Linked DNA regions of Homo sapiens: region 2 is linked to region 1. Evidence: read pairs that join two places in POLR2A ChIA-PET (ENCODE). Cell type or tissue: GM12878. All regions are shown on one strand. Each heading gives the region's core, and the rest is flanking DNA. Links, peaks and the distances in the headings are about the cores only.

Evidence for each region. Peaks named below come from ENCODE experiments on the same cell type or tissue, not always from the same donor. Only the 100,000 strongest peaks of a DNase experiment are listed, where the experiment ranks them.
Region 2: POLR2A ChIA-PET joins it to region 1 with 6 read pairs; 3 of 35 experiments call an interaction of 5 or more read pairs at or near these places.

What each region holds. Positions count from the first base shown.
Region 1 is chr17:77,203,426-77,208,803 of GRCh38, reverse strand. SEC14L1 (SEC14 like lipid binding 1) reads right to left here. Exons shown (of 17, transcript NM_001143998.2): 10 at 5,146-5,234; 11 at 3,458-3,528; 12 at 2,404-2,575; 13 at 1,942-2,076. Among named protein-coding and RNA genes, the nearest start is that of LACAT1, 48 kb to the left of the region's middle. In GM12878, for the core only: no CTCF peak of the experiment used is centred there; a DNase peak (open chromatin) is centred at 2,913; H3K27ac peaks cover 1,748 bases.
Region 2 is chr17:77,343,793-77,349,170 of GRCh38, reverse strand. The region is part of intron 2 of SEPTIN9 (septin 9); the gene reads right to left. Among named protein-coding and RNA genes, the nearest start is that of MIR4316, 51 kb to the left of the region's middle. In GM12878, for the core only: no CTCF peak of the experiment used is centred there; no DNase peak of the experiment used is centred there.

The DNA.
Region 1 (5,378 bases), core at 142-5,141:
TCTCCTAATTGACCTTGACACAATGACTCCACACTAAAGTTCATAAAATCGAAGTCCTCGTTCTATTAGCCTTGGGAAGCAACTACATAGAAAATAAACATTTCAGTCTTCAGCCTGCAGTACAGCATAAGTGTCAAAGCAGTGATGTCGTGGTGGAAAAATACCAGACTGCCCGCTGGTTAGTAACCTCCGGCCACCAGAGAGCAGGAGGGAACAACCTCCTTTCAACAATCAGCCTCAACAGCAGCTCAGGAGAGAGGTGAAGAAGCCTTAGAAGGCCCAAGTTTTTGGACAGTTCAATTAACCACAAAGACGCTCAGCACCGCAAACACACTACGGAGGTCGGCATGTGACAAACAGGCACAACGCGGTGAGGCAGGTCTCCTTGGGCTCCAGCTCAATTCTTCGTGTCATAATTGGAAGCAGCAACAACACGGGATGGCTAGCTCATATCATGAAAGGAGTTCAGAGGTTTCTACGAACCTGAGCCTGCGGTTTAACCTCATAGGCGCTTGCTAAATTCTGGTCCTATAACCTTTACTGTAACTTACTTGCTCTTTGCATTGTACTGTGATGATGCCTGTAATTTCCTTAAAGTGGAACTGATGAAGTGAAAGCTAAATTCATTTGTTTTCTAAATTTCTCTAACCATTCAGAAAGTCCAAAGTCCCCTGAATGTCCAATTCATTAGCTAAATACCTGAGTCAAACCCAGTGGGTACACATTCCAAACGGGTAACTTTTCATATGAAGGATGACTAGAGAGCCCTTCTGAAAAGGAGCTTCACTCCCTGCTGAGTTCAGCCACCGCCGTGTGCCATGGAACAAGTCACTGGGACTTCTAGAGGCTCTGGCTTCCGTAATGCTCCCAAGACACAACTGTGCACCATGGGCTAGAAGCCTATAAGGACCCCAAGGTTCTGAGCTTCTCTGAGTACAGGATATAGAAGTGGAGGCCTCTGCTTCATTACCCAGCAACTCAGTATATTAAAAACCCCAAACGTATGTTGAGAACCACTTCCCTTCGTTTTTTTACTTTAAAAATGTTATCCAGGCCAGGCATGGTGGCTCATGCCTGTAATCCCGGCACTTTGGAAGGCCGAGGTGGGCGGATTACTTGAGGTCAGGAGTTTGAGACCAGCCTGGCTGACATGGTGAAACCCCATCTCTACTAAAAATAAAACAATTAGCTGTGGGTAGTGGCGCATGCCTGTAATCCCAGTTACTCCAGAGGCTGAGACTGAAGAATCGCTTGAATCTGGGAGGCGGAGGCTGCAGTGAGCTGAGATTGCACCACTGCACTCCAGCCTGTGCAACAGAGCAAGACTCCATCTCAAGAAGAAAAAAAAAAACCAAAAATGTCATCCAGTCTGGGGCAAAATAGTGAGACTCTGCCTCTACAAAAAATTCGCTGGGTATGGTGGTGCACGCCTACAGTCCCAGCTACTTGGGTGGCTGAGGTGGGAGGATCACCTGAGCCCACCAAGTCAGGCTGCTGAGCTGTGATCGCACCACTGCACTCCAGCCTGGGTGACAGAGCCGGACCCTGTCTCCATAAAAAAAAGGACGGGGAGGGGCGGGTGGGAAATTTTGAGAACTGATTCAATTTTTTAACAGTATTTTAGAAAATATGACAGCTCCTCTAAAATTGTTTAAAGATCTGATTCACACAAAGCCGTGTGAATCAAAGCAAGCTGCAATCGTATTTGATTCTACGAATTCTCATTCGTATTTAACAATGAAGAAATGTACAGTATCAACAATTACTTCAATGGTTCTCTTTAGCTTAACCCTGGATCAGAGAAATGGCGGCCAAAAGAAACAAAACAAAAACAAAACATCCAAACAACTGGAAGTTCTGAAAATCATTTGTGCAAATCGACACCGACCTCTCCCACCTGCATAAGGGGCCAAATGTGCAGTTCCTCGCCTCAGGACATACCATGCACTCCCCACTCAGGAAATCTGGAATAATCTCTTTGTCGATGTAATCCAGCAGGCCTCCAGGACCCTGGTAGTCATTTCCTGCATAAATGAGGAACTTCCTTCTGGTGTTGTCATCAATGAACGGACTAACCTGTGAGGAGGAGAAGACCATGCAGTCATATTTCTCTGCTGCCTGAGTGTCCAAGATTAAAATGACAATGTGGTATTCTGAGTGGGAGGGTGGGGGGAAGACATTCAAGTTTATATACTTCTTCTGTAAAGTCTATTTGCATGGCATTAGGACACTCACATTTTGTTTTTCCCCTTTCTTAAACAATTTGAGAAATTTTATATCTTTGCATGTTATTGTTTTTTTTCCTAAGAAGTTAAGACTTTAGGTCACAGACACGTGTATATGAATGCATGTTATCTGCTTTCCAAATGGCTCACAGTTACTGCAAAAAGCATCTCAACCCACCAGCGTCCAGAGCACAGGAAATACCCTGGGCGCCCGCAGGATGAGAAGGCGGCCCAGTGTCTCAGGGTAGTTGGCCTCCACCACCTCGATGATCCGCAGCAGCGCTTTCACACCAGGTCTCCACAAGTGGCGCATGTTCAGCCCTTCCAAGTCCACCAGGCAGGTCCATGAGCTGCAGGTTGTGCAGAGATGTGTTTCATTCAACAGACAGCACACTTAGCAAACTGTGTCTTATTTTCTTCCTTTTTGGTCATTTATAGCTATTTCCAAATACATCATAATCAATTTTTTTAAATTATAGTGCTATGTATAGTGCTATGAACCCTGTTTATATCTACTTGTACAAAACACACAGGATCAGTGTGGTAGGACCAAGGCCTGAAACTGCAATTAAGGCTGACTGATAATGCACGAAAAGCTCTCTCAGATATGCTCAGTGAGCCGGCAAGCAAAGCCACAGTGTGCTGTCCTCGACGTGCTAAACCACCCCCCAACCTGCCATCAACAGGGCACACAGCTGGTATTTTAACACATATTGCATCTGAACTGCAGTGGGCTATGCTTCAACAGAGAGAGAGGCAAGCACTGTCCCAGGAGCTGAGAATACAGCAGTCAGCAAAAGGCCCTCAAAAACCCTGTTCTCATGGAACTTACATCCCAGTGAACCATCTACACCCTTATCAATGTCAACCTCTGAATCACTAAACATTTTCAGAACTCTTTACTGTAACTTAGAGCTTGGTTTAAGAACACAGAGTCATCTGGGTGGGGAGGGGAGGCAAAAACAAGCAAACGATCTGCAGCCCTGGGCTCCTGCGGCCCGCACAGACTAAGCAGACAGGCCAACCCACTCTGGCTGACGTCACAGCAATGCCTGGGGTCAAAAAACACTAACTGTCTGTCCCTCGTCACTGGCATATTACATGTTCACTTCTTGTCTACCTTTTAGAGCACCTTGGAAAATAATAAGTAGATTTTAATTCCAAAAATCAACTAGAAATATTTAATTCGTTTTCTCAGTAAGTTGAAAGGAAAAACAAAATCCCACATCTACCTGATAGGCCGACCAAAGACTTTTGTATTCTCTTCGCATCGCCTTAGCCCTTCTTCATTTATGGAGAGAACCTACATACAAAAGGGCATGAAAATTTACCATGATTAGTTTAAGGCTAAAACTACCGCGTCCAGCTATGGAAGAGGGACACTAACAGCGTATTACAGATAAGCATGTAAATCAAAAAAGTCACCTATGGAGATTTTCTTACACATTCACATGCGCTAAACACATCACCACCAACAAATAAATTCTACTTTTGAAAGAGAATAAACACTGTCATGTGTGGCAAAGGTAACGGCTATCCAAAGTGAAGCACAGAGGTATCCCCAGATGAGCAGGGGCCTGGCTCTGGGGCTCTGTCTTCAGAACAAGTGCATGGGAACAGGAGATGAATGTCTGTGAGTGTGAGAACACTCTGATACCACATGTGCCCGCCAAGAGAAAAGGCAGCCTGAGAACAGATGTAAGGCATGGCTCAAGCGATCCTTTGCTTTAGGTTAATAAACCCCTCCCCTGTAGATAAAGTCCATCCCTATCTTTATGTGTGAACGTGTGCATGTGGGGATATATAAACACACATAGCGGTGGGGGCAGACTAACACAATACACAAGGGAATGCCAACAGTGAGCCAGGCTCAGTGGTGGTGCTTGTAGTCCCAGCTACTCAGGAGGCCGAGGTGGGAGGACTGCTTGAGGACAGCAGTTTGAAGCTGCAGTGAGTCGTGATGACACCCACGAATAGACACTGTACACTGTACCCCAGCCTCAGCAACAGAGTAAGACGATGTCTCTTTAAAAAAAAAAAAAAAAAAAAAAAAAAAGCTGGCTGGGCAGGGTGGCTCAAGCCTGTAATTCCAGCACTTCGGGAGGCCAAGGCGGGAGGATCACCTGAGATCAGGAGTTCGAGACCAGCCTGACCAACATGGTGAAACCCCGTCTCTAGTAAAAATATGAAAAAATTAGCTGGGCATGGTGGCGGGTGCCTGAAATCCCAGCTACTCAGGAGGTTGAGGCAGGAGAATCACTCGAACCTGGGAGGTGGAGGTTGCAGTGAGCCAAGATCACACCATTGCACTCCAGCCTGGGTAACAAGAGTGAAACTCCGTCTCAAAAAACATAATAAAAAATAAAGCCAAAAATGCGTATTTCAGGATAATGGGGCTATAAATACGTCTTTTAAGTTTCTGTTTGTTTTCAAATTGAAGGACCATCTTCTTCTCTGGGAGGGGGAAGCACAGCTGCCAATGGCGGCAGCAGTGGAGCGGGGCCTGGCTGGAGTCAGCGAGATGATGGGTCAGCAGGCATTCAGGAGGGTCTGGAGAAAGACGCCAAGAGCTCGCGTTAACGAAGGGCCAGTGGAAAGAATGCTATCAAGAGGTCTGCTGTGAGTGGCGTCCCAAGAGAGGGCAATTCCACATGGGAGTGAATGAAAAGACTCAAACTGCTGCTACACAGGCATCTCGGGGGAGACCCTGACTGCCTCACTGACGCTTCCACTGTGAGAAACACTTTTATAACTTCTGTGTCTCCTTTTGAAATTTTAAGACGATATTAATATATTTTCAGTCCTAACTACATAAGCAATTCATGTTTGTTCTAACAGGCTGGTTAACACCCCAATCCTACTGGCAGAGAAAAAAAGTGACGCCACAGTGGCACCTGGAGTCTCGCAGCCGCGCACTTACGTATCTCAGCAGGGCTTCCTCCCCGAGCGCTCTCACCAAGCCTTTGGTGTCCATCTGCCCCAGCCTGAGCACGTAGAGGGGCCGCCCATCTGCAGAGGAGGGGAAGGAATGAGTTGTCAGCACCATCCCAGTTGAAACTGAGGATACAACTCTAAGACCCTTAACAGGAATATGTGTTCGCCTGTGTTCTAGGGGCGCTTAAAAGTCTTTCTGATTCTTAGAAGTGGCAACTG
Region 2 (5,378 bases), core at 56-5,055, 140 kb before region 1:
TTGAAATCACACCATTGCACTGTAGCCTGTGGGGAGACAGAGTGAGACTCTGTCTCAAAAATAAAAATAAAAATAAAAAAAGAAAGAATGACAGCAAAATAAAGATTTGCAGATAAGTGAAAATGAAAGGGAATTAGCTGTCTGCAAACCTGCACTACAAAAACCGTGAAGCAAGTTCTCCAAGATCATGGGAAATGAGACCAGATGGGAACTCAGCTCTTCAGGAAGGAATGAAGAGCACAGGATATAGCAAATACATGGGCAAATAGAAAAGATTCTGTTTTACTTTTAATTTCTTTAAAATGCATGGGGCTGTTTAAAGCAAAAATTTCCTTATTGTATTGTCTAGTTTACAATGTGTATGGATGTAGTAAATATCTAACAACCATCACATACAGGATGGAAAGTGGTAAATGAACCCATAGGATTGCCTAGTTCTTACACTTTTTTTCCATGAAGAAAAACAATGTTAATTCTAAGTAGACTGTGAAAAGCTAAGAATGTGCAATAGAATCTATAAAGTAACTACTAAAATAGCAATACAAAGAGATACAATTAAAAAGTCAAAACAGGCCGGGCTCAGTGGCTCACGCTTGTAATCCCAGCACTTTGGGAGGCCAGGGTGGGCGGATCGCCTGAGGTCAGGAGTTCGAGGCCAGCCTGGCCAGCATGGTGAAACCCCGTCTTTACTAAAAATACAAAAATTAGCCGGCCGTGGTGGCAGGCGTCTGTAATCCCAGTATACTAGGGAAGCTGAGGCAGGAGAATCACTTGAACCCAGGAGGCAGAGGTTGCAGTGAGCCAAGATCATGCTATTGCACTCCAGCCTGGGCAACAGAGTGAGACTCTGTCTTAAAAAAAAAAAAAAAAAAAAAACATAAATTAAAATAGAATTCTAAAAAATACTTAATTAACATAAAAGAAGCCAAGAAAGCAAGATGAAAGAAATAAATATCAAAGAGCAAGGTAGTAGCTCTAAACCCAGTCATATCTATAACTATGTTAAACAGAAATAGCCTGAATATTCCAATTAAAAGGCGGAGGCTGTCAGAATGAATAAAATAGCAAGACTCAACTATATACTATCTACAAAAGATGCTGTTTCAGTATAAACACAGGTTGAAATTTTCTGTTTGGAAAAAGACATACTGATGCTGCTTGAATGATGATGGAGTTATGTCTTGACAAACCCATCATAAGTGGAAAATAAATATCATCTCAAAAATGCACTTAATACATCTAACTTACCGAACATTCTAGCTTAGCCTAGCCTACCTTAACATGATTAGAACACTTACTTCAGCCTACAGTTGAGCAAAATCAACAAACACAAAGCCTATTTTATAATAAAGTGTTGACTATCTCATGTAAGTTATTGAATACTGTACTGAAAGTGAGAAACACAATGGTTTCACACATACTTAAAGTACAGTTTCTACTGTATACATACCACGTTCGCACCATGGTAAAGTTGAAAAACTGTAAGTCAAACCATCATAAGTTTCTCCATAAGCCTCTCCAGCCTTCTTATGCATCCCAAACAGCATGTTTAAGAAGGCTGGAGAGGCTACATAAATATCAATAAAGTTGAGTCCAAGATAAAATTATTACGAGATAAAGGAATACATTCATCATGGTTAAATGATCAGTTCATCGAGACACCATTATAATCATAAATGTGTATGCACCTAACCAAAGGAGCTTCAAAATACATGATATAAAACCTGAAAGAATTAAAGGGAGAAATGGGCAATTCCACAATCATAGGTGGAGACTCTTTTTTTTTTTTTTTGAGACGGAGTTTCACTCTTGTTGCCCAGGCTGGAGTACAATGGTGCAATCTCGGCTCACTGCAACCTCCACCTCCTGGGTTCAAGCGATTCTCCTGCCTCAGCCTCCCGAGTAGCTGGGATTACAGGAGCCTGCCACCACGCCCAGCTAATTTTTGTATTTTTAGTAGAGACAAGGTTTCACCATGTTGTCCAGGCTGGTCTCAAACTCCTGACCTCAGGTGATCCACCCGCCTTGGCCTCCTGAAGTGCTGGGATTACAGGTGTGAGCCACTGCGCCTGGATGCATAGTTGGAGATTTTAACACCACCTCAGTTCATTCAGGATGTTAAAACAAAATGCCTTAGGCTGGGTAATTTATAAACAGATTGTAGTGCTCACAGTTCTAGAGGCTGGGAAGTCCAAAATCAGGGTGCTCAGTGTCTGGTGAGAGCTAGCTCCCTGCTTCAGAGATGTCCTTTTCCTGCTGTGTCCCCACATGGCAGAAGGGACTAATCCCATTCACGATGACTCTGCCCTCATGAGCCAATACTTCCCTGATGCCCCAATTCCCAACACCACTGCACCAGAGATTAAGCTCCAACATATGAATTTTGGGGGACACAAACAGGTAGGCCATAGCAAACACCATTCTCTCAACATCTGAGAAACAAGCATCAGATAATCTGAAGAACACTGGTAACTAGCAATTGACCTAATCAGCAGTTATAAAGCTCTATACTCAGGAAGTCTAGAATATATATACATATTTTTTTCTCAAGTGAAAACAGTGCATTCACCAAGATACACATTCTGGGCCATAAGTCTCAAATTTTAAAAGCATGCAAAATATGCTTGTCTGGCCAAAGTAAGATTAAATTAGAAATCAATAGCTCTAAGATACTCAGAGGAGCCTTGACTATTTGCAAATTAAACAACATACTTCTAAATAACCCATGAGTCAAAGAGGAAATCACAAGAAAAATTTTACAATATTTCAAATGAAATGATAATGAAAACACAGCATACTAAAATACGTAGGCTGAAGCTAGTGCTTAGAGGGAAACTGTAAGTGCTTATATTAGAAAAGAAGTAAAAAAAAAAAAAAAAAAAAAAAAAAAAAGACCTAAGGATCTGCTTTAAGAATCTGGAAAAATGGGCCAGGTGCAGTGTAGCTCACGCCTGTAATCCCAGCACTTTGGGAGGCCAAGGCAGGTGGATCACCTGAGATCAGGAGTTCAAGACCAGCCTGGCCAACATGGTGAAACCCTGTCTCTACTAAAAATACAAAAATTAGCTGGGCATGGTGGGCATCTCCAGCTACTTAGAAGGCTGAGGCAGGAGAATGGCTTGAACCCGGGAGGTGGAGGTTGCAGTGAGCCTAGATCATGCCACTGCACTCCAGCCTGGGCAACAGAGCAGGATGCTCTCTCAAAACAAAACAAAACAAAACAAAACAAAACAAAACAACAAAAAAAACAAAGAATCTGGAAAAATATGCCAGTTACCCATGTATTGCCTCTTAACTCTGCATACATCCTGCCAGGCCCCGCTCCGTGATACTGGACCGAGGCCTTATGAGTCTTTCTCCTTGGCCAAATACAGTCATGTCAGGCTCTATCCACAGGGGACAACACTGTGGGGAGCTGCCAGGCCTTGCTGAGGTAGCAGCTTCTCTTCCTGGTTCCAGGGTCTCTTTTTCCTCTGAAGGCACAGCTGCCAGTGGCGTGTGCCCAGTGGGGCCTGCTCTGTACTGAGTTTCTCCAGCACCCCAGCTCTAGCCCAATGGGACCTCAGCAAACTTCTCAGACACCCAGCTCCTGCCCACCCATACCCTCTAGTAGGTTTCTCGGCTACCCAGTAAGCTGATCCTGCAGATCCACTCTTTCTACACCTTCTGGCAAGAACCTTTTTGTTACCAGTAGGCTGCAGGTTTCTGTGGCAGTCACACACTCTCCAACAAGGCCTGAACGTAAGACGTGGCAAGGTGTGGAGGACGCTCCGAGTTCTTGGTTTCTTTTCCATCAACCCCAGTGGTAGTAACTGCTTCTGTGTGTTTGCATACATGCCTTAAAGTATCCATCACAGAAAATTTACCATTTTAACCATTTTCAGGTGTGCAGTTTGGTGGCATGAAGCACATTCACACTGTTGTGTAACCATCACCACCATCCATCTCATCTTCCCAAACTGCAATTCTATCCCCATTAAACACCAACTTCCCATTCATTCTCCCTTCCCCCAGCCTCTGGCAACCTCCATCCCACTTTCTGTCTCTCTGAATTTGACTACTCTAGGGACCTCATAAAAGTGAAATCATACAGTATTTGTCTTTTCATGTCTGGCTTCTGTCACTTAGCATGTCTTCAAGGCTCATCTATGCTATAGCATGTGTCAGAATCTCCTTTTTTTTTTTTTTTTTTTTTTTTTTTGAGGCAGTCTTGCTCTGTCGCCCAAGCTGGAGTGCAGTGGCATGGTCTCGGCTCACTGCAACCTCCACCTCCCTAGTTCAAGCGATTCTCCTGCCTCAGCCTCCCTAGTAGCTGGGATTACAGGCACATGCCCCCATGCCTGGCTAATTTTTGTATTTTTAGCAGAGACAGGGTTTCGCCATGCTGGCCAGGCTAGTCTCAAACTCCTGACCTCAAGTGATCTGCCCACCTCGGCCTTCCAAAGCGCTGGGATTACAGGCGTGAGCCACCACACCTGGCCTCTCCTTCCTTTTTAAGGCAGAATAATATTCCACTGTACAGATGGACCACATTTTGTCTGTTCATTCATCCGCTGGTGGACACCTGGGTTGCCTGCATCTTTTGGTTATGGGAAAAGTGCTGCTACAAACAAGAATGTAGCACACCTGTTCAAGTCCCTGCTGTCAGTTCTTTGGAGTATACATCTAGAAGTGGAATCACTGGATGTTATGGTCATTCTGAGTTTAATTTTTTGAGCAATTGTTATATCTTTTCCACAGCAGCTGCACCATTTTACATTCCCACCAGCAGTGCACGGGGCTCCAATTTCTCCATATCCTTGCCAACACTTGCTGTTATCCATGTTTTGGCTAACAGCCACCTTAAAGGGTGTGAAATCATATTTTATTGTGGCTTTGATTTTCATTTCCCTGATGATTAGTGACACTGCGCATCTCTTCCTGTGCTTCTTGGCCATTGGTATGTCTTCTGTGGAAAAATGTCTGTTCACTGGGTTGTTTTTTTTTGTTTTGTGGCTTAGTTGTAGGAGTTCTTTATATATTCTGGATACTAGTCCTTTATCGGATATACGATTTTCAAATACTTTCTTCCATTCTGTGGATTTCCTTTTCACGCCATTGGTAGTATTCCTTGATGCACAAAAGTTTTAAGTTTTGGTGAAGTCCAATTTATCATTTATTTCTTTTGTTGTATTTTCGGTGTCACATCCAAGAAAGCATTGCCAACTCCAATGTCACGAAGCTTTCCTCCTATGTTTTCTTCTAAAGTAGCTGCTTCTCATATTTGCTCTTTCTATACTCCTTAGAGTCCTCTTGCATAAGGCAAAACAAACTCTATCTCTCCACTCTCATTCACAACACTCAGTGCTTCAGCTCTGACACCAGATGTGTGGTTTCCT